Regions from separate parts of the Mus musculus genome. Here all the other regions are linked to region 2. A link is a loop called in an ENCODE intact Hi-C map of the cell type or tissue named here. Cell type or tissue: gastrocnemius. All regions are shown on one strand.

Region 1 (8,000 bases), 320 kb after region 2:
CCCACCACACACGCGCGCGCACACACACACACAACTGTTGGTTCTCTGAAACAATTTTTTCAATGATACAAAGAAAAAAGTAGACTAAGTGGTTTTGTTGTTATTGCTTTTAAGACAAAACTTAAAACTACTGAATGTAAGCCCATGTGAAAAGAACCACAGACAATAAAGACATATCACACCTGATACTTTTCTCTTTGATCTTGAATTAAGTTCTAAATGAGTTAGATATGGTGGCTCGTGCCTATAATGCCAGGACTTAATAGGTGGAGGCAGGACTGTCCCGAGTTCCAGGCTAGTAATGAACTGAACTTCAGAATGGGGCCCCATCTCAAAACCAAAACCACAGTAGCCAAGCTGTAGTGGGAGAACAACGCCAAACCCATCTCTGCACTTGTTCTGCCACACTGGACTCTGCATTTGTACACAAACATGAACTCACACTAATCTGTTTGGTGTTACACAACACAAGTTTGAAAGAGAAATGACTTAGCCACCAATCTGAGGCTTCTCAGAAAAGAAACAGATTTTTATGAAGCAGGGTCTCTGAGGACAGTTTCATAGAGAAAGCAACCCTGGTGTTCCTGAAAAATAAGCCGCAGAGTGGCCAGGCCCTTTCAGGTGGTTCTCATTTCTGATGCCATCAGAAGGAGAGGAAAACTTTCCTAGATCAGTGTTGCTTACTGATGTCATGCGTGGGTTGATGGGGGAGAGTCGGGACCAAAATAATTGGGCAACTGTGGATTAAACTAAGGTAATCTTTCTTGGTACGCTGCAGGACTCTTCCGGGACTCCAGTGAGCTAATGTGACCTGAGACTACTGGATGGGAGCTCAGGCCACAGAGTCTCCCATTCCTAAAGCTCCTCAGACAAGCAGGGTTCTCAGAAACTGCCTCAGGGGTAAGGGTGGGGGCTGGAGCAAAGAGGCTGTCAAGTTTCTGATGGCAGGAACGGGGTCTTGTTCACCAGGACCTAGCATATAGAACACATGTATGCGTGTGCACATGCGCACACACATACACACACATACACACACACACACACACACACACACACACACACACACACACACACGAGCACCTACATACATGTCACCCTTCACTGTCTAGGACCCAGTCTGGATTGCCTTCTAAAGCACACAAATACTACAGATTCACAATGCATCCTAGAAGACTTTCTCCCATACGCATTTCCAAAAAGGAAAATAAAATAAGAATTTTTATGAAGAACATGTGCTGTTTCTGTAAGAATAATACCAAATCAGATGGGTGTGGGTGTGTGCTACAATGTCCATACACACACTCATCCTTTACTGCCACCTGCTGGCAGCCAGGTAACTTTTATATGGTTGGATTTCACTGTGGAATTCCAAGCATTTGTTTAGATTCAACATCTCCTATGACATCACACAAGGTAGAAGGATGAAGGTAGCTTTTGCTTTTTTTTTTTTTCTTCTTTTGAGCTGAAGCAGCCTAGAAGCAATCTTACTGTTGATTGAAAAGAGCTGGAACCGGGTTTACACCGCATCTGTTGGTTTTTCCAATGAGTCAACACTGGGGTTGACCATTTGGCTTTGAGTTGCCACAATCTGAAAGTGCACTATCGATCTTTCATCCCTGCACAGACACACATATGGTGTTCAATCGAACGCCTATCTCTGCAAGGGTAAAATCCACTCCACCACACTAAGTCTTGGAGAGAGGTACGCAGACGGTCAAAAGTGGTTTCTGATAGCTTAGATTCTGTGTGTTAGATGCCACGATACTACCCAAGAGGTCAGCTGGCCAGCCCCTTCTTAAGCATACCTTGGTCTGGAAGCAGCAATAGAGTTGGGTTAGATAAGGGTGTTTCCGAGCCAGAGCCAAAATCCTCTTCTCTGTCATTGTGCAGTCCACATCATCGTCTTGTAGGATAACGTCCTTCTTCAAGACCTTCACAGCGTAGACTTCATCTTTGCCTTTGAGTTCCGCCAACATGACCTGCAACCAGTTTTAACACATCTGGTCAGTCTTCACACCCACAGAACCAAATGATGTCAAATATCTAAGTGTCAATTGTTTCTTTCTTTCATTTTTAATGAAGATGTTTAGGAAGCTAACATTTTAAACGTTTAGGGAAACTACCTAAGGGGTTTTTTTTTTTTAAATCTCTGGCACAGTGCTCAGGTAAGAGAAGTTTAATGCACAGGGGCTAATTATTCATATCTTCATCTCCACTAGTGATACTGTAATTATCAGAGAACAAATGTAGCGTGCTTCCTATCTCTCCCTTGTATCTTTCTCTTCTCGCCTTTTCCCTCTTTCTTCATTTCTTTTGACAGTTCCCACTATGTAGCCCATGTTGGTCTTGAACTCATGACACTTCTGTTTCATCCAAATGCTAAAATATTAGGTGTGCCCCACCATACCACACACACATACAGACTTTCAGAAGAAGCAATATGTTATATGTATTTTCCTATAAAGTCTTCATCTCTATCATGATTGCTGGTACTCAGTTCAAAGTAAATACACTATAATTGATTCTGCTATCTCCTTCATATTAGAAACAAGTTATACCCAATTAAGTTCTATATAAGTTGCGCTGAGTGCTTTTGGACACAATTTAAAATTTTGTTTGGCATTATATCCTTGAAATAGATAGTTTTAGAACTAAAGGGTTGAACATTTTACACACTTCCCGATTTTTAAAAAAAGACTTGTTTATTTACTTATATAAGTACATGTCTTCAGACACACCAGGAGAGGGCATCGGATCCCATTACAGATGGTTGTGAGCCACCACGTGGTTGCTCAGGACCTCTAGAAGAGCAGACAGTGCCCCTAACTGCTGAGCCATCTCTGCAGCCCACATTTCCTGGTTTTTAAGAGGGCTACTTCAGAGAATAGCGTCTCTGAGCATGGGGCCGCTTTCACCTTCCCCTTCTGTTGGCTTGCTTCCTCTTCCTTGACAAACGGGAGACATTACCCTGACTCTGCTTTCAACTTGCAGTCTACCTTCCTGGGAGATTTATTTTCCAGTCGATTCTCTTTGTGGGAGAGTTTTCTCCTCTGTCTAGTTATTTGGGGTTGTTACTTCTAAGTCGGTACACATAAGAGACATAAAGACAAACCTCTTGCTCTCCGCACTGGCCCTCCCTTGCCTGCTTCATGACAAGCTGCTGCTATCTTTTCTTACTGAACATAACCTCTTTATCTGTGTGTACTTAATCGTGCCCTGTGTTTGCCTTTACAGTTTTATCCACAGTGCTGCAGGTAAAGACACAATTCCTTCCCCTGAGGGCTTATGGGGAGTCTGTTTTCTTGGCATTTGCCTATCAGTTGGCGTTTTCATTTATCTCCAAATAGTTGCAGGTCATTCTCCTTCCTGGGAACTTTGAAGAATGCTATTCCAATGTTGCCGTCAAAGTAAACCGAACATAACCCAAGGAACTTGAGAGGGTGCGGATTCTGTCACCTACAAAATACAGCCTATGTAAAACGGGCTCCAAGCTGCTTGCGATGGTGTGATTTTGCCTAAGAAGCCAGCTAAGCGCTCAGAGTCTTCAGGACCCCTATCCTGTCTACCTTACGTGCAGACCTGGGAGTTCTGAGCATGCTCAGTTCCCTAGAATCCTGCTCAGATTCAGACCTAGCCCTGCTCATAGCCTAAGCCAGAGCCACACGTAAACCAGAGGCCTGGGGTCTGTTTCTTATTAAGCTAGTTTTTAAAGAATGTGATCGATTCAGCAGTTGCCATCTGAGGAAATTTCAGTAACCTCCCTGCCAGGTGATCTCGGGACAGATAGGGCAGGTGAGTGCCTGCAGAGGCAGGCCCTGTGCCTGAGGGCTTCACGGAGCCTTCCCTCAGAATGGCCTTGGAATGGTGAATTAGGCCTTTCACTCCTGGCTGCTTCCCAGAGCCCAGCACAAATGAGAGAACCTAACTGCTACACCAGGCACGGTATTAAGACAGACAAGGAGACAGATAGACAGATATCTGAAATGCCCCTCATTTTTCTGGGCTCTTTGCATTTTGCCAGGACCATCACTGGTGGGCACAGCCCCACAAGGCATAGAGTGCAGCAGAGATCTGGGGGAAATGCCCTCAAGGGCAAAGGCCCGGATCCACTACACAATTATCCAGCTCTCCTCTCACGTGGAGAAGAAGAGCAGAATGGTTAGCAAGCACCAGGAAAATCAGTTAAGGACATTCAGCTTCCAGAGTCCTACACAGCAAGGTTTGCTCTGAACCTGGAGTCCACCAAGGACAGACGCTCAGAGCTCATGCTTAAGGTTTTCCTACTGAGAAAGCGGGATTTCACATGGCTCTCTGCACAAAGGAAGAAATGTGCACATGGAGTTGACAGTTGGGAAGAAGGGACATGCTAACACATGAAACTGCTCAGTGTGGTCCCTCCCTCCCTCCCTCCCTCCCTCCCTCCCTCCCTCCCTCTTTGCCTCTTTTCCCCATTTGATAAGTGAGAACTACTGAATCCTACGGTGATGCCCACAGACCTTGCCAAAGCTGCCTTTGCCCAACACCTTGATGAAGTTGAACTCATCCAGCCCCAAGCGCTTGGCCTGGCCTGGCCGGACTTCCCCGTTCTCTCCGGGGCTTGCCAGCTGGCCATCGGTGGCCGACGACGCTCGGTGCTCCTCTCCTCGGTTGTCAAATGACAAGGCCTTCCGAATGTTGTTTTCAAGTTCTTTTAGTTCTAGGGCCAAAGGTAAAAAGGAACTGGATTAGGACACACCTCATGAGCCATTTACATTAAGACTCAACCTTCAGGACCCATGATCATCCTTCATTTCTTCGTGGCGGCGGCAGACCCAGGGGCATCCTGTAGGTTCCTCCATCTGTCTAACATGTTTCTTTCAGTACCTAAGGTACAACAAGGCGTCAATCTGCAAAGACGAGGAAGACACAGTTCCCGATCTGTTGGGACTCATTGCCACCAAAGGCCTCTGAAGGCCTAGCAACCTTGTCCATAATTTCGGTGTGGTGAGACTACATGCCTTCCCTGGATCTCTGCAGACTCAGGGGCAACAAGGCACCCTTCCCTTCAACTTTCCTTTGAAGATGAGAACACTCAGAAGTCACCCTCACAGGCGTTCCTGGTGACAGAATCACTCACTCACTCACTCACTCACTCACTCACTCACTCACTCACTCGCGGGGGCTGTGAACTAGAACCAAAAGAACTTGAAAACAACATCTAGGAAGCCTTTGTTTTTTCTAAACGCCTTTACTTAGCCTTGAGGTTGGCTTTATGCTGAGCACTTGCCCCACACGAAGCTACCCAATAGAATGAGCCACAGGCTTATCATTAACAAAGATTAGTTTCCCACAATGGCATGCCACAAACTTATCTCTGCTGGGTCAGGAATTCCGCAGTACAATTTCTCAACTACGAGACAGTCTTGTGGCCTTCTGGAGTATGTGACCTAAATTACCTGGATGACAGTGCTGGGTGGCCCTCTGACCCTTTCTGTATGAAGAAGGTCTTTTATGGTTAGACATTCATTCGCCAACAGGAGCACTCATCTGTGTAGTATGGGTGTCCTGACATGATCCTACTGTAAAAGACTCTCATGAGTAACAGGGGTTACAGACGGTGACAGAGTATCTATGCCTCGGAATGAAGACAGATCAGTGAGCAGCACCTCTGGAGAGGAAGGTCTCTGCTTCCTTTCCAGAAGGACTCGAGTCCTAAGGGCCCACGCAGGGGATCTGGAGTGAACTCATAACGGGGTGGAAGGACAACAGCCAAGCCCGCAGACAGCCCTGCATGACAGACTCAGAAGTTCTGTAGCTCACTCACTCCAAGATATGACTTTTGTCCCGCCGGGAAGGCCTCAGTTGTTAAGAGCATCTTGGAAGGTAGAACTCAGGTGTCTGAAGACCCCAAAGCTCAAAGAAAATGGCTTTCTGAATTCTTACAGAAGAGGAGAAAGAGTTTCTCGCTCATCTCAGTTTTGTGATATGTTACATATCCTTTAGTTCTCCTGTGAGGCTGGGAAGCATGGGACCTGCCTGGATGGCACATCTGTCTGAATAAAGGCCCAAGAGGCACAGCAGACAGCACACCAGGCAAGAGCCAGGCCTAAAAATCAGGGGTATGTCACTCTATCTAGGTCTGTTATCATTGGACCCCATCTCTTTGAGGTTTCAGGACATTCTGTATGAAAAAGGGGGAAAGCTGAAAATGTCTGACTGGCCCAGGATAGGATCTCTAAGCTGATTACTTAGGGAGGGATGGAATCTCTTTGGGAATGAAGTAAAGACACAGCAAGTGAAAGAGGCTGGAAGAGGAGCTGAGAGTGACTAATCTATAGTCTCAAGACTGGAGAAGGGCCACTGAAACGGTCCTGCTCACTCCTGAGTAAGAAGCGCTGTGTCATAGCGATGACCTCCAATGAGGAGCTCATTGTTCAGGAGAGGCACAGGCCAGTCCTGGACACCAACTTGGTTCTGGGCCTCAGGACAAGCATTTCTCAATGCTGAGCTCCCATTCCTTAGCCTATTACCTGGTATAGAGCTGATGTGGGTAAAATATTAGCAATAACACCTCAGAAAGGGCCACAGGGAAGGGCGCCACCCTACGGTGAAGTCATTCCGCCTTGTGGGAGCATGCAGCTCTCTCCGGGGATGGTTGGGACCCATTTGTCACCAGAAGGGGAGGGTTCAGACAGAAGTCCCTGTTTAGTTCTAGCATCTCAGATTCCATAAATGAATAGGAGAAGAGACATCATCCCTAAATCAGCCAAATCTCAGATCTTGGGGTGCCACCATTAATGGGGAGGGCTGGAAGGCAAGTATACGGACATGTCTAGGTCCAGCCGGAAGGATGGCGCAGTGAGCAAAGGCTGCATCCCACACATGTGGGCCTCCCGCTAACCCTAGGCTGGAGGGAACAGAGGCGAGCACTCCTGCTTGGCGCCCTCAAGAAAGCCTCGTAAGCCTGCAAGAGCAACTACTGCCATATCAACAAGGAAGTAGTGTGTGGGGACCTGCTGGTAGGACTGCTGGCTGCACTGAACAGCAAGTGACAGGGGTCACTGGTAAGAGGCAAATCTCAGAGTCTCACCCTGGTCACAAGGGGAGGTGGGCGCTGACTTGGATCGGTCGTCTTCAGATGGGGAGTTTCCAGAAGCCGGCTGTGGGGACTCAGCACCAGCAGCGAGCTAAAGAGAGCAGAGGGCGGGAGAATCGTCAGGGAGAATGCCTGCGTTAGTTATCAAAAGCATTAAGACACCGCCGTACGGAAGCTCAGAAGTGCAGCAGTGTCCCATCAGATGGAGAACGAAAGATCTCCACTGCCTCCTCAAATATTTATCCTTGCCCAAGACAGATGGCCTCTAAAGCCAAGCTCTGCTCCAGTCTTCCCGTGACACCTCACACACACCTCTCCCCACTCCTCACTCCCAACCCCACAATATCTATATAGTGCAAGTTCTCTCTCCAAGTCAATGAGGTCTCGACCAGCTCTACTCTGTTTGGTATTTATTCATGGTCTTATTCACCTTTATATCAATGACAGCACCTGCAGGTTATATTGTGTGGGGTTCTCTCCTTAGACAGACTTTCCAGTACTTTCACTGCTTCTTGTAGCTGGCATAGCAGACGCTCATTAATATTTTTAGATGTCATTTAAACCCATTAGCACATTTTAGTGGAAGATTCTCAGTCACATTTGTCCCCTGGGATACCGCTGGCAGGTCCAGCTTAAGTGCCAGTATGGATCTAGAGTTCACAAGAATTCCGGCTCCCTCTGCTCTTAGTCTTCCCAAGGGTCTTTTCTAGCAAAAGGTCTGAGACTCCTGCAAAGACCGTCTAGCTTCTGACCAAGGCTATGTCTCTCCCCTCTCTGTCAGATCATACAACTGAAGCTTCCTCTCAGAGCTGTCACTCAGTGGAGATCGCTGGGTGATAACTCCTGGGAGCTTTCTCTACCCGTTCTTACATTTTCCAGCCGGTCCTTTCTCATCATGAGTCCACAAACTTAAGTTTCCAAATGT
Region 2 (8,000 bases):
AAGATGTTTTTGCCTAATGACCGTATCATCCTTTCAAAGACACACAATGGGCATGTTCTAGAAGACAAACAAACCCAGATTTCAGACTTGCCAGTTATCTTCCCGCTAGCAGCTTTCAGTTATCTTGTCAGCCAAAATAAATATTTAATGTTTCCCTCTTCATTCCTTTAAACAGACTACAGTAAAAAACTGGGAAATGCGCACGGCCCGAACACAATCGCAGACCATGCGGGTTCTCAAGACTTCACAAAGCCAGGAAGCCCCAAGTTACAGCTAATGACCGTTTGCCCCCATCCGCAGGCACACCGACGCCATAGGGAGGTTAAGGAACCGAACTTGTTTATAGACTCGCTGTTATGGCCCCCGGGGCCTTCCCTGCTCATTTCCCTGGCTGCGGCAGATAAGAGTGCCATCCGTGCTCTCCATCAGGGGAGAGGGACCACTTTGCTCTTCATAATTAGAGATCCTTGACTCGCTGGAAGAAGAATCATTTGGGGTCACCCGTAAACTTAAAAGTCAACTCGAGACTGCACGAGAGGAGGGGGAAACGTAAAAAGATCTGTCGGATTTCAAAGCTGGGGACCGAGTGCATGCTTTAATAACAAGCAGATAAAGAAGTGAGACTCCAAAGAGGACGGAGCAAGCCTATGAGGAGGCAGGAGAGGAAGAAAGAGAGGAAACAGACAATGAATGGAAGAAGGGTATCTTTGTTCTGAAGTCAGACCAGACTCTGGCTTTGGCCTTCAGAGTGAGGCGTGAAGGTAAAATCTGAGGTGATTTATTCACTGTCCACAACTGCTCTTTGTTCTGGAGATAGTCTACAAGCACGAGTGAGGAAATGGCTCAAAGTGCTCACTATCCAAGCATAAAGATCTGAGTTCAGATCCCCAGCCTCAGCCTGCTGCATGGCAGAAGATGTCTGCAAGCCCAGTGCTGGGCCAGTGGGTGGGGCAAATGCTGGGGGCCAGTGGGTGGGGCCAGTGGGTGGAGCCAGTGGGTGGGGCCAGTGGATGGCAGTGGCATAGCAGGCAGATCCCAAGAGCTTGCTGATCAGTTACTTTAGCCAAAACAGTAAGTTCTGAGCTCATTGCAAGAGCCTGTCTCAAAAAAACAAAGTAGAGAATGGAAGAGGAAGACACCCAGTGCTGATATCTGACCTTCAGAAGCATGCAGGCAGACCAAGGGAGCCCATATACGCATGTATATACAAACACACACAGAATGAAGTGTGGCATGTTAAAGACACGTGTAGGTGTGTTATATGGAATGGTCAGGAAGGAAATGGTCTTCTGCATGCTGTCCCCTCTAGAGACAGCAGAATCAGCCACATGCCATCCCTCCCAGGCTGCAGCCCCCTAGTGCCAATTCTATCGCTGCTCCCTCCCTTCAGAGGCCCAGGGTTTGCTGAGTTAATCATGTAAACACAGTGTCTAGGGAGTATCTGAACTCTGCGTGAAGATGAAAGTACTGAGCACTTTTTAGCCACGTACTTGCCTTCCCAAGAACGCTATCATTAATCAATGTGTATTCTCACTGGCTCTTTCCTTGTGTGCTTTAACGACCCCCAGACACTTGGTTTTTATTTTCTGTATATTTATAAGCACTGGCAGTGCATTTCTTTAATGATATCTAGATTATTCACTACTCAGATTTCAAGACCTAATCATTTTAATATATTTTTATCTGGGCCAGACTTGCTTCAAGCAACAGCCCTTAAGTCTTGCACACACACCCCGAATACTGCCCAGTTATATGAAGTCTATACCCCAGCTCTATGGTTAACAGTTCTCTATGGGATCTATGGTCTCTGTGAGATGTGTTGTTGGTAGGGTGAAGTTATACACCAGAAGGTAGCCTGGACCAGTGCTATCCTGCATGCCACCAGCTCCGTCGACAAAACCCCCAACAGTGAGAAGGAATGTGAGAAGTGACTAATCCGTGGTAGGAACCCCATCATGCAATAAACTCTGATATAAACTACAGGGAGTCTGCAGAGCATTTCCAACAGACCAGGTGTTTCAGGACAACATGTGAGTAGTTGTTATTACACATTCAAACATGGCTAGGGCTGATTCCAGAATACTGTCAGCTGAGCGGACATAAGGACACGCAGAGCACGTTAGAGTCTAACTTCAGGATCTAAAGAAGCATTGGATAACCCCTAACTGAGATGTCTGGAGAAAGGCAATGTACAGGCCTGCTAAAGCACTTGGAATCAATTATATATGAGACCAAAATACATTCACGGTGCTTGCAAAAGATCACCCTGAAATTAAGGCGATACCACCCATTACAAAAAGCAGCAAAGTTTATTAATCATCTCCAATGTGCAAAAGGGAACATATTATTTTACAACGAATTTGCTTAAACCAGTCTGCTTTACTCTTGGACTTGACACACCTTCTAGCTGTCTTCACACACGCCTGGCCTCACACTTTATGGTTCTTTATAATTTCCTCTTTAAAAATGCATTTATTTGTGTGAGTGTACATGCCATAGTGTGTGTGTGTGTGTGTGTGTGTGTGTGGTCAGAGGACTACTTGTGAAGTCAGCAAATCAGCTCTGTCCATACTGGTTCTGGGGGTCAAACTCGGTTTCCCAGGCTTGGCGGCAAGTTCCTCTATTTGCTGAGCCATCTCAGCAGCCCAGGACTTCACGGACATTCTTTCCATGGCCCTCAAGCCTTCTCTCACTCAAGCTGTCTTACTGTTCCTAAGTTCTTTGAATGAATCCACCATACATCTTTTTCCCCAAAGATTTAAGTACGTGTGCGTGATAACACGTGTGTGCATGTATGCATATAGGCGCACGTGTTTGTGCCCGTGTACGTGTGCCCTCAGAGGCCAGAGGCCCAAGTCCCTGTAAGTAGAGCTACAGGTAGCTGTAATTATGTGTATGGGGTGGGGTCTCTGCAGGAGCATTATACACAAGTCTTCCTAACTTACAAACCTAACTCTTGGCTATGTCCTGTATTGTTTTGATGGAACATGGTGCTCTCAAATTCTTTTTGTGTGGTTTATTCTTTAAATGGTTTTACTTATGAGTTTTAAATGCTTACTATAATTTTCATACATCTTTCAAAGTTACAGAAGACTCACAAAATCACACTGAGATTACATGTGATTTTTCTAAGAAAACCTCATCTTGATGAGTTGGCTTCCTTCACAGTTATTCTATTTGGCCACTAGATGGCATCTCACGTGAATTTAAAAACCCAACCCTTTTAAAGGATTTCAGAATGGCTTGGGTCTTCCTCCAGGATGAATGGCACGTTCTGTTCTGTCCTACAAATTCCCTGTGGTTTCACTAAGCTGCTCGGATCTCAAGCCCAAACCCTCAGGCACCAGGACTTGTTTCTTTCCCCCGTGACACAACAGTTTATGGCAGCTGTTCCCCAGTGACAGCTCATGGATTAGTCCCTAAGAATGTTAGGAAACAGACAGACTGCAACTTTTATGTTTGAGTGCACAGCAGAGGAGGACATTAATTACTCGGACAATAAAGACATCCTCAGCACTCAGGATGCTGGGGCAGGAGGATTGCTGCAAATCATGGGCCAGCCTTGAGAGGGTGGGGGCTAGAGGAAGACGAGATTTTTCTTTTGCCTGGCCAAGCAAGTGAAGACTCCTGTTGCCAGAGCCACAGCAGTCCACAGGCGGGCACTCTTCATCTGAAAATCTGATGCCCAAAGTGTGCCTACATTACACTTAAAAACTTCAGATTCTAGAGCAGTTTGGATGTTGAATTTCTAGATTCACTTGAGGACAGTTTACGCAAAATTTCCCCCAAACTCGAAAATGAGAAACGAGTTTAGTTCCAAGATTTTCAGATAAGCAATACTGTCTAAGCCATAACTGTGCCCTATACATATATGAAAATGACAGACACTATTGGAGGGTTTAAAGTATTCACTGACTCATAATTAATAATCAAATACATATACATATATACATATATTCATATATAGAAACATATCACACACATACAAGCATAATCAGAGGAAAGTATCAAACTCGCTCAAATCTGATTGTGGACTCAAAATTCCTCTCTTCAGATTCTTTCCCTGCTTCTGTTAGGGGACACAATCCCCTTTGTGTCAGATGTCACCAAACCAAATAATTCACTGAGTAAAATGGGGGAGCCCTGCTCTACACTGGCTCTCACATGTAGGCTCTGGATTTAGAGCACATCTCTCAGAAGGTCATGTTAGTGTATGTATTCTCTCTCTCTCTCTCTCTCTCTCTCTCTCTCTCTCTCCCTTCCCCTCTTACACACACACACACACACACACACACACACACACACTGCTCCACATCTCAACACATGCAAACAGAACAAGCCTCTCCCCCAACCCAAAGCAATCGAGAAATAACACCAAGGGATTAAACACTTAAAATAGCCCCTTCACTAACTGTCCTATCTGTACCCTGGTTAACTAATCTGCTAATCGGTTAAACGCTCCGTGGGGCACTCTGTGTTTGCATCCCTCTGCAGTCGGCTCCCTAGCAGAACAGAATTCACGTTGGGCCGGCCATGCAATCAGCTTCCTTGGAAGGCAAGAGTATGCTGAAAATACTGTGTGTCCTAAGCCACCCTAAGCGGCATCTCCCTGTGCACGACGAGCCACATCTCTAAATCCCAGGATCCTTCCTGTGAGTATGAACCCCACCCCACCCGCCGTACTGAGCCAACCTAAGGACGTCACCATGGTACCTCTGTGTGCGTGCACATGGCATCTTTGTCCCTTTAGGCTGCCCATTTCTTGTGACTGTCCCCTTCTGCCCTTAACCCAAGGCTAGCCCTTTTACCTGAAACCCACTCAAACCACAATAATGAATGGAAATTAACAGCAAATGAACCTTTCTGGGAGATAGTTCCCTCACCTGCCAGCTCCTTTTTACAGTCTCTTTTCTGCTTTCAGGAGATGGCAGGTGAGGGTTTGGTTTTCCTGCTTCAGAGCAACTCCCTCCTGTCACCCACATCCCTGACCACTCCTGGGTTTCTGCACAAGCATCCCAAGTGCCACTGCACCTCAAAGCCGGTGTCATGGATCTGGCACCGGGACTTTCGGGGTCTCTCTGAAAACTGCAGAGGGCGTACCTCCGATCTATCTTCTGCTCAGAGAGACACGGCAGAGCTGAGCTTACGATGGGTGAAGTAGTCAGGCACAGTGAGTGATGCCTTTCACTCAGGCTAGGCATGCACGCCCAGTGCAGCCTCTCACCTGGCTTCCCTCACCCTGGTGCAAGCCACTGCACATCACAACTCGTTCTCACCGTTGTCCTCCACATCTCCATCCCAACAGCAGCAGCACAAGTGGATAGGAACTGTGGTGTAGTCTATACAAACCTTGCATGTACTGACAACCACACAGCATGCCTTCCTGTGCACCCTCTGTGGTCTCCCCTTTAATGAAGGTAAGAACAGCAGCCTACACTGACCACAGATGACTCTGCTAGGTTCTCTAGTCCAAGTCCACAGTCTTTATTGTTTCTGTGCCCCCCACTCCCAAGAGAACGTCCAGTTGCTTTGGAACTGAGGGTTAGAGTCTAACCTAGCTCTCTTCATTTTAAAGTCTTCACATGGAAGGAGGCTACCTTCTACAAACTTGCAGCCAGCAGTCCCACACCATGTCCTAGTCCCGTCCCTGCGCTGTCACACTCTCACAGATGCACACTGGTAAGACCCACCCTGTCCCAACACCCCACCTGTCGTCACAGTAGGTGAACTTCATGTCCATGCTGTGGCGGCTCAGGAAAGTCTTGCTGTCCAGGGGGATGTCCATGTGGGATGGGTGCTGGATTGGCTCACACATGATGATAAGGCAGGACAGCAGGGGCTCCTTGGAGCCACAGAGGCTACTGTGAGGGGGGCAGTTGTTGTAGACTCTCACTTGCCCGGTGCAGTGCAGGACCTGGGGTCAAAGCACAGAAGTAAGACAAGGCCGAGACGGCCGAGAAGAGGGAGAGGCCTCAGGCACCTCCTGCTCCTGGCTCTTTCTTGAGACTCCACGAATCCTACCTTCCAGGTGGCCGACTTGAGGTTGACAGTCCGGCCTCTGTTGGTGACCGTGCACTTCATCCTCATGAAGAAGTCACGCTCGGTGGACACGTCTTTGCTCTTCTTCCCAAAACCAGAGCCTGAGTGGGGAAGGGCGTGGGAGCCAGTTAAATTAATCCAAATTACAATGTTTCTGGGCAACTTGTATTTGTGTCTCCTGTGGTTTGTAGTAGAGTGCGTGTAGCCTGCCATGGGCAGAGAGGCCCTCATGGCTTAAATACTAATGGTGTCCCTTTGTTGCTGTGCCTTGAGTCCTGGCTCAATTGTGGTCAGAACTAGAGGACAGAAATATGTCAAGGAAGGTTTTTTACAAAACTTCTAGTGATGGCCAGTCCCACCCAGGGACTATGAGCTAACACCAGGTTGGTGGAGACTCACAGTGGAGGGACTCCTGGGAGAAAGCTGCTCCCCTGCAGAAGTTAGATTTCTTGGAGGATGGCTGAGTAGAAGCTCCTGTGTGACTGCATTCCCAGGAGCAGGAAGGCCTGGAAGGCAGGAGCTGTGCCATGTTTGCTACACACTGTACCTGTTTGTCACCTGAGAGCTGTGAGGCTACACCACAGTTTTAGATGTCTCTCCCCAGTCAGGCCTTGGGTCTCTAGCAGGAAACCTGAGAGTGACCATGGTTGCTCCAAGGACATAAGTCTGTCTAGTTAGAATTATCCTTGGACACTCCTCTCTGCTCTCGCTAGCCTGTCTCTCAGGAATGTGAGCAACCAATATCCTACCTGAATCCTCGAATGACTATGCTTTGGATAATGTACCATTCATCAGTTTCCTCCTAAGGTGACACATGTCAAGGAGGGGAGGGGAGGGGAATGAACACACACACACACTCACACACTCACACATACACACTCACACACACACACACACACACACACACACACACACCCCTTGTTTTTAACTGGAACTGGGTAGACAAGTCTATCTTAACGATGTTCTTGATAAAGATCAATTAGATGACCTTTCATTTAGGATTAAATAAATCACCGAGACAAGGAACATACGGCTTCTTTCCTTTAGTACAAATCTCCAAAGCCTGTCCAGGTTTTCTGCTTCTTGTTATGCAGAACAGAAAACATGAGTCCAACGGTGTCTAAACTGTGGCTACACCGCCATCTTCATCCTTGGCCTCCACAGGCCCAGCATCACAGAGCAATTCAGAACTTTCCAACAAGTAGTCACACTGCTCTAAGAGAAGCTGCCAACCTCTGCACCCACACCTCTAAGGAACATTGATTTGACCGACACAGTCTAAAACAGCTGTGTATCAAAAGAACTGGCATCCTTGAACTGGATTTAAACATCTTCTGCAGAACCCATTAAGTGACAGCTTGAATGTTGTTCTTATAAACTGTCTCTCCCATAATTAGGCTTCTTATAATTTTAGTTATTAGGTGGAGTTTGTATATGATGAGTTATAACTGTACTGAGAGAGCCCCCCCCAGGATTTAGGAATGAGGGAGCTCAATATTCATTTGTGATTAATAGTCTGGGTTGTAATTGTGGGCTCCTAACTTGCTAATCACTGGAGTCTCCCCATTCTGACATCTGATAGTATCACCTCAGCTTAAACATCTTCAACAGCCTTTGACTGTTTGCAGGACCCAGTTTGAGGCTTTCCACTCACCATCAAAGCATTCCACAGCCCGTCTCCCAACCTTTTCTTCTTCCAGGAATCCACACGGACCCCTTGCTTTTAGACCATGAGTCTATGCAGCCTGAAACCTTCAGCAAGGACTTGCTGATTGGCTGAGTCTGCTTGATCTCAAATCCCCATTCATGAATCTAAAGACCTGAGTTTTCCTCAGATAAGTGGAGGACACTCAGCTATGAGTCAGAGAAACCTAAAAGCAAAAAGATCCTAGATTTGGCCTCATCTTTTGCCATCGATTTGAAAAGAAAGACTTTGAACAGCACAGGAGTGAGATTCTTAG
Region 3 (8,000 bases), 330 kb after region 2:
CCTTTCGTGTTATCTGGCCTCTTTCTACAAACACCTGCTATTTTGAGTAAGGTGCCGATCCTAAACCCAGGAATCCCCCACCCTCACCTAGGGATGCCCTCAGAAGCAGGCCTGGAGAGAGCTCCGGATAATCCACGGTGGCTTCCTTACCTTTTTCCTCCTTTGGCCACTGTTGGTGATTTTGTCTGGAGTAACACCAAGGTCAGCCAGCACTTTGGCAATTCCTCTGGCGTCTACCCCACAGTTGGGAGCCACATTGGTCTCACATCGCCGGTGAACATTCATTTTGCAGACTGTAAGGGAGACATAGACAGCCAATGCTCACGCCCAAAACATGACCTTTACCAAATTACAGAAGGAATGGGCTCACTTGGAAAAGGTTGGAAAATGAAGAAAAATGAAAATAGATAAAACCACCGCCTATCCCATTAGAGAGAACTACTGTCATCCAGCAGCCACCTTGCAGAGAATGTCCAGAAGGTGGCTCTGGGTGTTTCTCTCTGCCGCTTTCCCTGCACACACAAAGAACAAGCAGCAGGCACATTTACACTTCCTTTAGGCCAACAGGAAACTGCCTCTGCAAGAACCAAATTATTTTCATGGACCCAAATGATTCTAGGCCCAAATGGATGCATGCCATATATGTGGTCTACCCACTGCTCTGCTGTGGGTCACATGATATAGGGAGCCCCCCTGGTAATCACAGGAGACACTCAGCCAGCTTCCAACAGGGCCAGAGAAAACCCAACGGCCCTGAAACAGGCCAGAGAAGAAATATCTTCCTTGAGCTTTACTCCTGGGTTTTATCAGCTCCTAACAAAACCACTCTAATCACCCCATTCTGCCGGAGGGGTTTATACTCCGTAGACACAAGCTACCTATAAGACATCACAGAGCTTTCACTGCCAGTCCTTTAGCCTAGAAGATCATATCTGGTTATCAAGAAAAAATATAAAACATATAAAAGAGTTTGAGGAGATGGAGCAATGGATCTAGACTCTGACATAGCAAGGATGTTGGAACTTTCAAACTGGGCTAATAATCTTTAACAGACTCTGAGGGTATAGCTCAATGGTAGACTACTTGCCTACCTACTAATGCATAGGGCCCTGGGTTCCATCTTGGATGGTGGGGATGGAGGGGACAGTTTAAGGAGACCTGTCACTTCAAGGATTCCACTACTTTCCAAACCAAACTGTGGCCCAAGCCTCTGACACAAGGGCCAGTGGACAATGTTTAAAATCCAAACTGTCACATGGGTATGATGACAGTGACTGTTTTACTCATAAGACCCCAAACTGCAAAGGACGTGATGCTAGCACACGACAGCTCAACTGTTACAAGTGTCCTGGTCTATTGCTCGTTATTGTTATCAGCCTCTTACTGTACCTACATTTATAATTGCAACTCTGACACATGTATAAGAAAGGAAGAAACACGGCACATATAAAGTTTAATATTTGCAGTTTCCAGTATCCAAGGGAGCTCTTGGCCATATCTCCTGCCACTTCCTTGAGGGTTTTAGAGAGAATCTGCTTCTTTGTATCACAGTATATTAACCGGATACAGATAGTTTTAGAACAAGCATAGCCATTGTATTAAAAGAGGGGAAGTGTATAGTGATAAACGAGCTGGCTCACCAAGGAGATAAAATCCCTGGTGCGTATGCACCTAGCAAGAGAATGTCAAAATGTACCTGATTAAAAAAAGAAAAAGAAAAAAACAAAACAAAACAAAACAAAACTGGATGGCCTCACTATTAGATTCAGAGACGTCAATACTCCTCTACCAGACAGGAAAAGACTTGAAGACAGAAAATCCCCAAGGTCATGGTTAAATGCTGCAGCTATATCAATAACATGGATAGACCTGAGTCCACTGACTTTCATCCAACAGAAAGACACACACTGTCTGCAGCACACAGAAATGTCCCTTTGTACACACCACATGCTGGACCATAAAATGCCATAAAAATCAAACTGTTTTAGAACTGTTGTGACTTTACATCCTAGCCTGCAACAGACCATCCGATGAGGCGTACATGGTTGCAATTGGATCCAGGAGCTACAGTACGAGGGGTAGCTGTTCATGAGCAGCGGTTGCCATAGAGGCCTCTATTACTGTGCTCCAGATCTGGGGCTATAAGTATGTTGGGTGCTAGGCCGGTAAAGTCAGGAATGGTCCAGCGCTTCCAGATGGTCAGCGGGCTTTAGAACCAGGGCTAGGCCGTGCCTACAGTGGGTCTGAGGCTGGAGTTATCATGGTGGCAAAAGCTCCATGAAATAAAATCACCAAGGAAACATGGGGAACTCCAAGAAGCAGACACCGGGCTGGAGTCAGGCTGGAGTTGGGCTGGAGTCTTGCTCCAGGCCTGAGCTCCAGTTCAGCGGAGGTCTCTTTGTAGGACTGTGAAAGCTGTACGTCTACATCTTATTCCAAATAATTGTGCAGCATTTACAGGATGTCTGATTTCAGACCACAGCGGTGTGGAACTAGAAGTCGGTAACAGAAGGGTAACTGGAGAATCTCAGGCAACATACTGCCAACTAACGAGGAAGGCAAAGGGAGACTCCCAGGGGAAAGCCGATTGATATGGAAGGGACAGCTTTATCAAATTCGATGAGATGCAGCCAAAGCATGCTTAGAGGGACCTTTATAGCACACAATGTGAATGTATTAGAAAGAAAACGTCCCTAAGTCACCTAAGCAGCTAGAAACTAAGCGTCTAAGAAACTAGAAAAATGTACAAATTACATCCAGGATAAGGATAAGATTTAAAAAATGCATCAAAATCAATTGGATTATAAATGCAAAGTCAAGTGAGAAAGAGCTGTTTGGTTTTGTTCACCAGGAAGGAAGGGGGGAGGGAGAGAGAAAAAGAGAGAGAGAGAGAGAGAGAGAGAGAGAGAGAGAGAGAGAGAGAGAGCATGATACTACTACACCATTCTATTAATATTCTATTAATATTAAAACACACAAAATCTAAAACACTGTAAATATCCAATCCAATACTGGTCAAGATGTAAGATATAAAACCCTCGTTCACTGCTAGTTCAAGGGTGGAGCAAGAACAGCACTGCCATTTTAGCTATTAGACAACTCAGGTGCCGCTAACCCTGAAAAAGTTCTCTTTACCACAGAATCCAGCAAGTATACATCTGGTGGTTCTCCTTATACTAAAATCAGTTGAAAATTTACTTCTACACCAAAAACCTGCCCATGAATGTTTTCGGCAGCTGTTTTCATAATCCTCCGACACAGGGGACTGCCTTCCATGCCACACTGCCAGATGCATGTTACTGTAGAACTGTCTTCTGATGCCCACCATAAGCCTCAATGTAAACTGCGGACTTCGCACGATGGTAGCATGTTGGCACAGGTCCACCAGTGTTAACCAGTGGATCACTCTGGTGTGGAACACTTATGGTGGGGTCTATGCATGTGTGGGGGACAGGGATCTATGGGGGACTCTACATTTCTGCTCTGCTTTGCTAGGAGACCCAAACGTCCCTACAATCTATGGTCAATAAAGCAAATAAGAAACTGCTTGTATCAAACAAAGTAGGCGAGGCCAGACTTCCTTCTTGCCGCATGAGTGTGACCACTGGTCTGGACTGGGCACAGCATAGAGGCTCCAGCTGAATGGATGTCTCAGGATGAAGGCAGTGTGGGAATGTGCGGAAGAGAAGTTTTCTCAGTTACACAAGCAAACAAGAAAACTCTACCATAGCCTTCTGGGTCTGGACCAGGTATCACTAGGAAGGTCTGAGCATGCTCAGGCAGAACACATAGTCCAGGCAAACACTTTGCCTCTGTTTGGCTTTCCACCCCTCCCCCATCAGCAAATCAGCAACACCCAACTCTCTGTCCTGCCTGCCCAACAATACTGGACAACTCTCCCTTGCCCAAGAGCAACTAACTTGCCTGTTCAGTTTCACTGGGGCGCCCTCTGGTGTTTAAACGTCAGATCTGTCTTTCCCCAGGATGGATTTGGCTTGGTAGGCTAGTGAACTGGTGGTTTTAAAGAGGACTTTGCCTCAGACAACTTGAGGAAGCGGCAGAGAAAGGACTTTGAGAAGCCTAGTCCTGGGACAAAGCTGGCTGGGCATAGGGGTAGTGGGTGACTGAGGTACCCATTGAGAGCACAGGCTCCTGGAGGCTGTGGTGACACCAGGAAGCCACAGACCCAAACATGAAGTGAGTGTGCCATTTGTGACCTAATGAAACCTGAGTGACATTCACATGAAGCAACACACACACACACACACACACACACACACAGAGGACTATGAGGAAATACCAAACTGCACCTCACTCAGCCCTGAACTGCCTGATAACAATTCATTTGCACTGGATTCTTAAAGATGAAAATATGCCCAAGTAAACAAGTCACTTTGCCTTGGTGGGGCTCTTATTCGTTTTAAAGAGCCACTATCACTCTGTCACCTAGCTTGTATTCCTGTTGAGCTGAGCACCCAAAATGTGCAGGTGGGGCTGCAGCAGCAGGGCCATGCTAGACCAGTCTGGGATTTGGGCACAGGGACCTGCACAGTCTGTATTATGCTCTGCAACTGTTGTGTGTGTGTGTGTGTGTGAGAGAGAGAGAGAGAGAGAGAGAGAGAGAGAGAGAGAGAGAGAGAGAGAGAAAGAGAGAGAGAGAGAGAGAGAGAGAGAGAGAGAGAGAGAGAGAGAGAGAGAGACGGGGCGTTTCTCTGTGTAGCCCTGGCTGTCATGGAACTCGCTTTATAGATCTAGGCTGGCTTTGAGTTCACGGAGATGGGCCTGCCTCTGCCTCCTGAGGGACTAAAGGCGTGTGCCACCACTGGACTTGGATAAAATCTTAAACGCATATTCACTGCTGGTTTCCACTGTCCCTGCTCTCACACAGTGCTTGGGGGTGGGGGTGTATTCCCACCAATCTTTACTGCTTCCCTCCTACCCATGTGGTCCTTCCTACCTGTGACCTTTGCAGCTTATTCGAGCATCACCATCTCAGGCCCTAACGGTCCATCCTTGACTCTCCTCTCCTCACACCTGCGACCCCCAGGCTGAGGGTAACATCTTCTTTACAGCTACTCCTACCAATCATTGGAAATGCTAAGCCGACCCAGCAAGAATGGCCAGCAGCATGATGGCTCCCTCAAGCTAAACAACCCATCCCCAGGTCAAATTTGCCATTTTGTCCCCAGCCCTGGCCTTCCTCCCACAGCTGCTCTTCCACAGAGCGTGCCCTTATCTTCATGGCTGGTCTAGTCACTCCAGACCGTGAACTCGCCTGCTTTAACGTTGTTATTCTCCTTTATTTTTTACAGCAACCATGATTTACAATGTCTTGGCAACATCCCTTCAGTGATCAGTGTGTCCATACCCCGCTTATTTCCTTATATGGCATTTATTAAAAGATGGTTATTATGTATTCATATAATCAGGACAGAAAACAAAACCTAATTTAAAACCACTCTCCATGTAAACATCTTACTTTGCTCACGGTTGTCTAAGACTGTGGGCACACTGGATCATATGCACGGCGAGGCCCTTTGAATATGTTTCCACATGTCACGTTGGTGTGCTATTCCTGGGGCTACCCAGCACGCTCACTGGAACAGACACGTGGGAGATGGCGTAGCAGGAGCAGAGTGGGGAACCCGAGATAGGGGCTCCATTTCTGTGACTAAGCCTTGGGGCGTGAGCATGCTACCTTATTTCTGAGCCTCAGTTTCTGCCATGGGGATGTAGTCATCTATGCACAGCCCCTGGAGGATCAGTAAGATCACGGGTGACAATGCCCTAGTGTGACATTCTCCAAGAGTCAACTCCGAGCAAAGGCTGGAGAGAGAAGACCACGAGCTTATACCTACTCCTTCGTTAATCTTCAAAAACTATGCCCTCCCTCTCGGACCAGTGCCTCTTTTCTTTACATCTTCCATTTTGTTTCTCCCGGGTTGCAGCCACGTTATGAGGCATAGCCAAGTCTTCCTTGTCACGTGTCCTCCACACTCCTGGCCACTTTCTTCCAAGAGAGGTCTTAACGGGAAAACAGTCAGGAGACAATGGCTTATCAAGGGTATGCGGCCAATTCCCCAGCCAAATCTGGAACCCACTCTAGAAAGAAACGCTACGAGGACAGAATGCTTTTTTTGCAAAAGGGAAAATGAAGGGAGCGGGGAATGGATCCTGGGCTGAGGGGTCGGGAAGAGACTCACCTTTACACTGCAAGCCCTGCCGCAAGAGGCCCCAGAGCAGGGACCCACAGTGGTCACAGAACGTGGGGACCTTGTAGTTGTGGATCCCGAACTTGTGGGGCATGTTGACGCTGAACCGTTGGGAGCCCACCTGCAGGAACAGGAAGACACACCGTCAGCACTCAGCTCCTCTGGGGAGCTCACTGCTCCCTGGGTTCTCTGAAGGCACAAATCACTGCAGGCCCCTGAAGGGAACCACTCCTCTGGCCCAGCTTTCCCTTCCTAATTCACAGGCAAGATGAGGCTGCTTCCCAGGTCTGCTCCCAGACTTCAGGCCTCTACATGATCACAACAGGCGATTAGCAATGAGCACCTCACACTGAAGTCGGTCACAAGGCATCACTGGGTGCCGTCAACATGGCTTTGTTGCACAGAGGTCTAGCCTGGAAAAGAGAAGCTTCCAGCAGCTTAAGATGAAACCCAAGACCCCACAAAGTAGCACATATATTCTGCACAGTATGGAGGAGGAAGATGGCTAATAGATCGATGGCCACAGGACACTGAGTTAGACACTACTGCCTTAAACTCTCCCACCACCATAGCGGGTGGGGCTACTGGTTCCTCAACTTCGCCGACAAGGAAATGAAAGCACTGTGGGATTCAGAAACATGCAAGAGATGCAAAGACAGGCCCGCGTGCCCATGTGTACGATTTCAGAGCTCGGGGTTCTAATGAACTCTGCTGCTACTTGCTCATTGGTGAAAAGGAGAAAGGTGTGGGACAGAATAGACAGAGAGGACACTGAACAGAAACTCAAGTGTCCAGGCAGTGGCCCAGCCTTGGGTTTCCAGGTTCCTTGGGACCTCAAGACCGCTCATTTGGAATATAAGGACAGTTTTTCGCCTCCACCTGATGTCATAGGAGAGTGAGGTCAGCAAACTAATGGAGAAGTGAAGGGGACTTGAAGATTTCTACAGAGCTGAGAGTCACCAGTCAGCACAGTTCACCTTCTCGAGTCTCCTCAGAACCTCCCGAGAGCAACTCCCTGCCCACCTGGTGAGGCAGCCACGTGAACCAGCCCTTCTGAGACAGGGCAGGAAAGTCTGGGAAGAAAGATGTGCTTCTGACCCCAGGAACCAGGGAGGGGGTAGTGCGTAGGGTGCCTTAGATCATCAGCTGACTGTGGCATGGAAAGGTCCCCTTGGCGGACTCAGAGACAACGAGAGCTGGACATAGACACTGATCTAGGTGTAGATATGAAGCCATGCCTATGGTGTCCCCCATTATCCAGCTCCTAGAAATGGTTGGTCCTCCCATGTAGCCATAATGCTACTTATTCCTCTCTCATCTATGGGCCATCCATTAGGGTCCTGTCAGAGTACAAGTTTCCCCAGGGCTATTGAGAAGAATTGTGTCCACCCACCTTAGATTTATGGCACACGAGTGTTGTGTGTGTCCGTCACACATGTTCCTTTCTGACTCCTCAGATCTGATGAGGTCACCGTCTACTCTATTCCTGCAGTTCTCATATACGGTCGACATATATGAGAAGAGAAACTTACTGACCAGGAATAATTTAATAAAGGTATGAGTGGCAGACCAAGGTGAAGAGGTAGGGAAAGTTGACCCAGGTGATCAGGAGGCCAACGGGGTTGGAGACAGCTGTACGGATCTCAGCTGGGACCAACAAAGATTCCCAGGTGTCAGAACAGTGAGAAGATAATGAGATGGTGAGAAACATATCCAAGAACACGCCAGAGTCATATGGAGAAGCAAACACCAAGACAGCACACTCACAAGTAGATATGCCCATGGGAG

What was found. A loop is a pair of places that touch in the nucleus more often than their neighbours do. Peaks named below come from ENCODE experiments on the same cell type or tissue, not always from the same donor. Only the 100,000 strongest peaks of a DNase experiment are listed, where the experiment ranks them.
Region 1: it touches region 2 in a loop (5-fold over the local background); 20 of 42 quality-filtered maps call a loop at or near these places.
Region 3: it touches region 2 in a loop (3-fold over the local background); 18 of 42 quality-filtered maps call a loop at or near these places.

The regions. Positions count from the first base shown.
Region 1 is chr17:86,489,917-86,497,916 of GRCm38, reverse strand. Prkce (protein kinase C, epsilon) reads right to left here. Exons shown (of 15, transcript NM_011104.3): 8 at 7,070-7,166; 9 at 4,497-4,696; 10 at 1,806-1,979. Among named protein-coding and RNA genes, the nearest start is that of Gm30284, 49 kb to the right of the region's middle. In gastrocnemius, CTCF peaks have their summits at 1,322 (motif pointing left) and 2,739 (motif pointing right); a DNase peak (open chromatin) is centred at 1,315; H3K27ac peaks cover 527 bases.
Region 2 is chr17:86,807,498-86,815,497 of GRCm38, reverse strand. Epas1 (endothelial PAS domain protein 1) reads right to left here. Exons shown (of 16, transcript NM_010137.3): 5 at 6,022-6,140; 6 at 5,709-5,914. Among named protein-coding and RNA genes, the nearest start is that of Epas1, 58 kb to the right of the region's middle. In gastrocnemius, a CTCF peak has its summit at 3,175 (motif pointing right); a DNase peak (open chromatin) is centred at 3,332; H3K27ac peaks cover 886 bases.
Region 3 is chr17:86,480,453-86,488,452 of GRCm38, reverse strand. Prkce (protein kinase C, epsilon) reads right to left here. Exons shown (of 15, transcript NM_011104.3): 6 at 6,204-6,333; 7 at 151-293. Among named protein-coding and RNA genes, the nearest start is that of Gm30284, 39 kb to the right of the region's middle. In gastrocnemius, a CTCF peak has its summit at 3,956 (motif pointing left); DNase peaks (open chromatin) are centred at 3,373 and 3,942.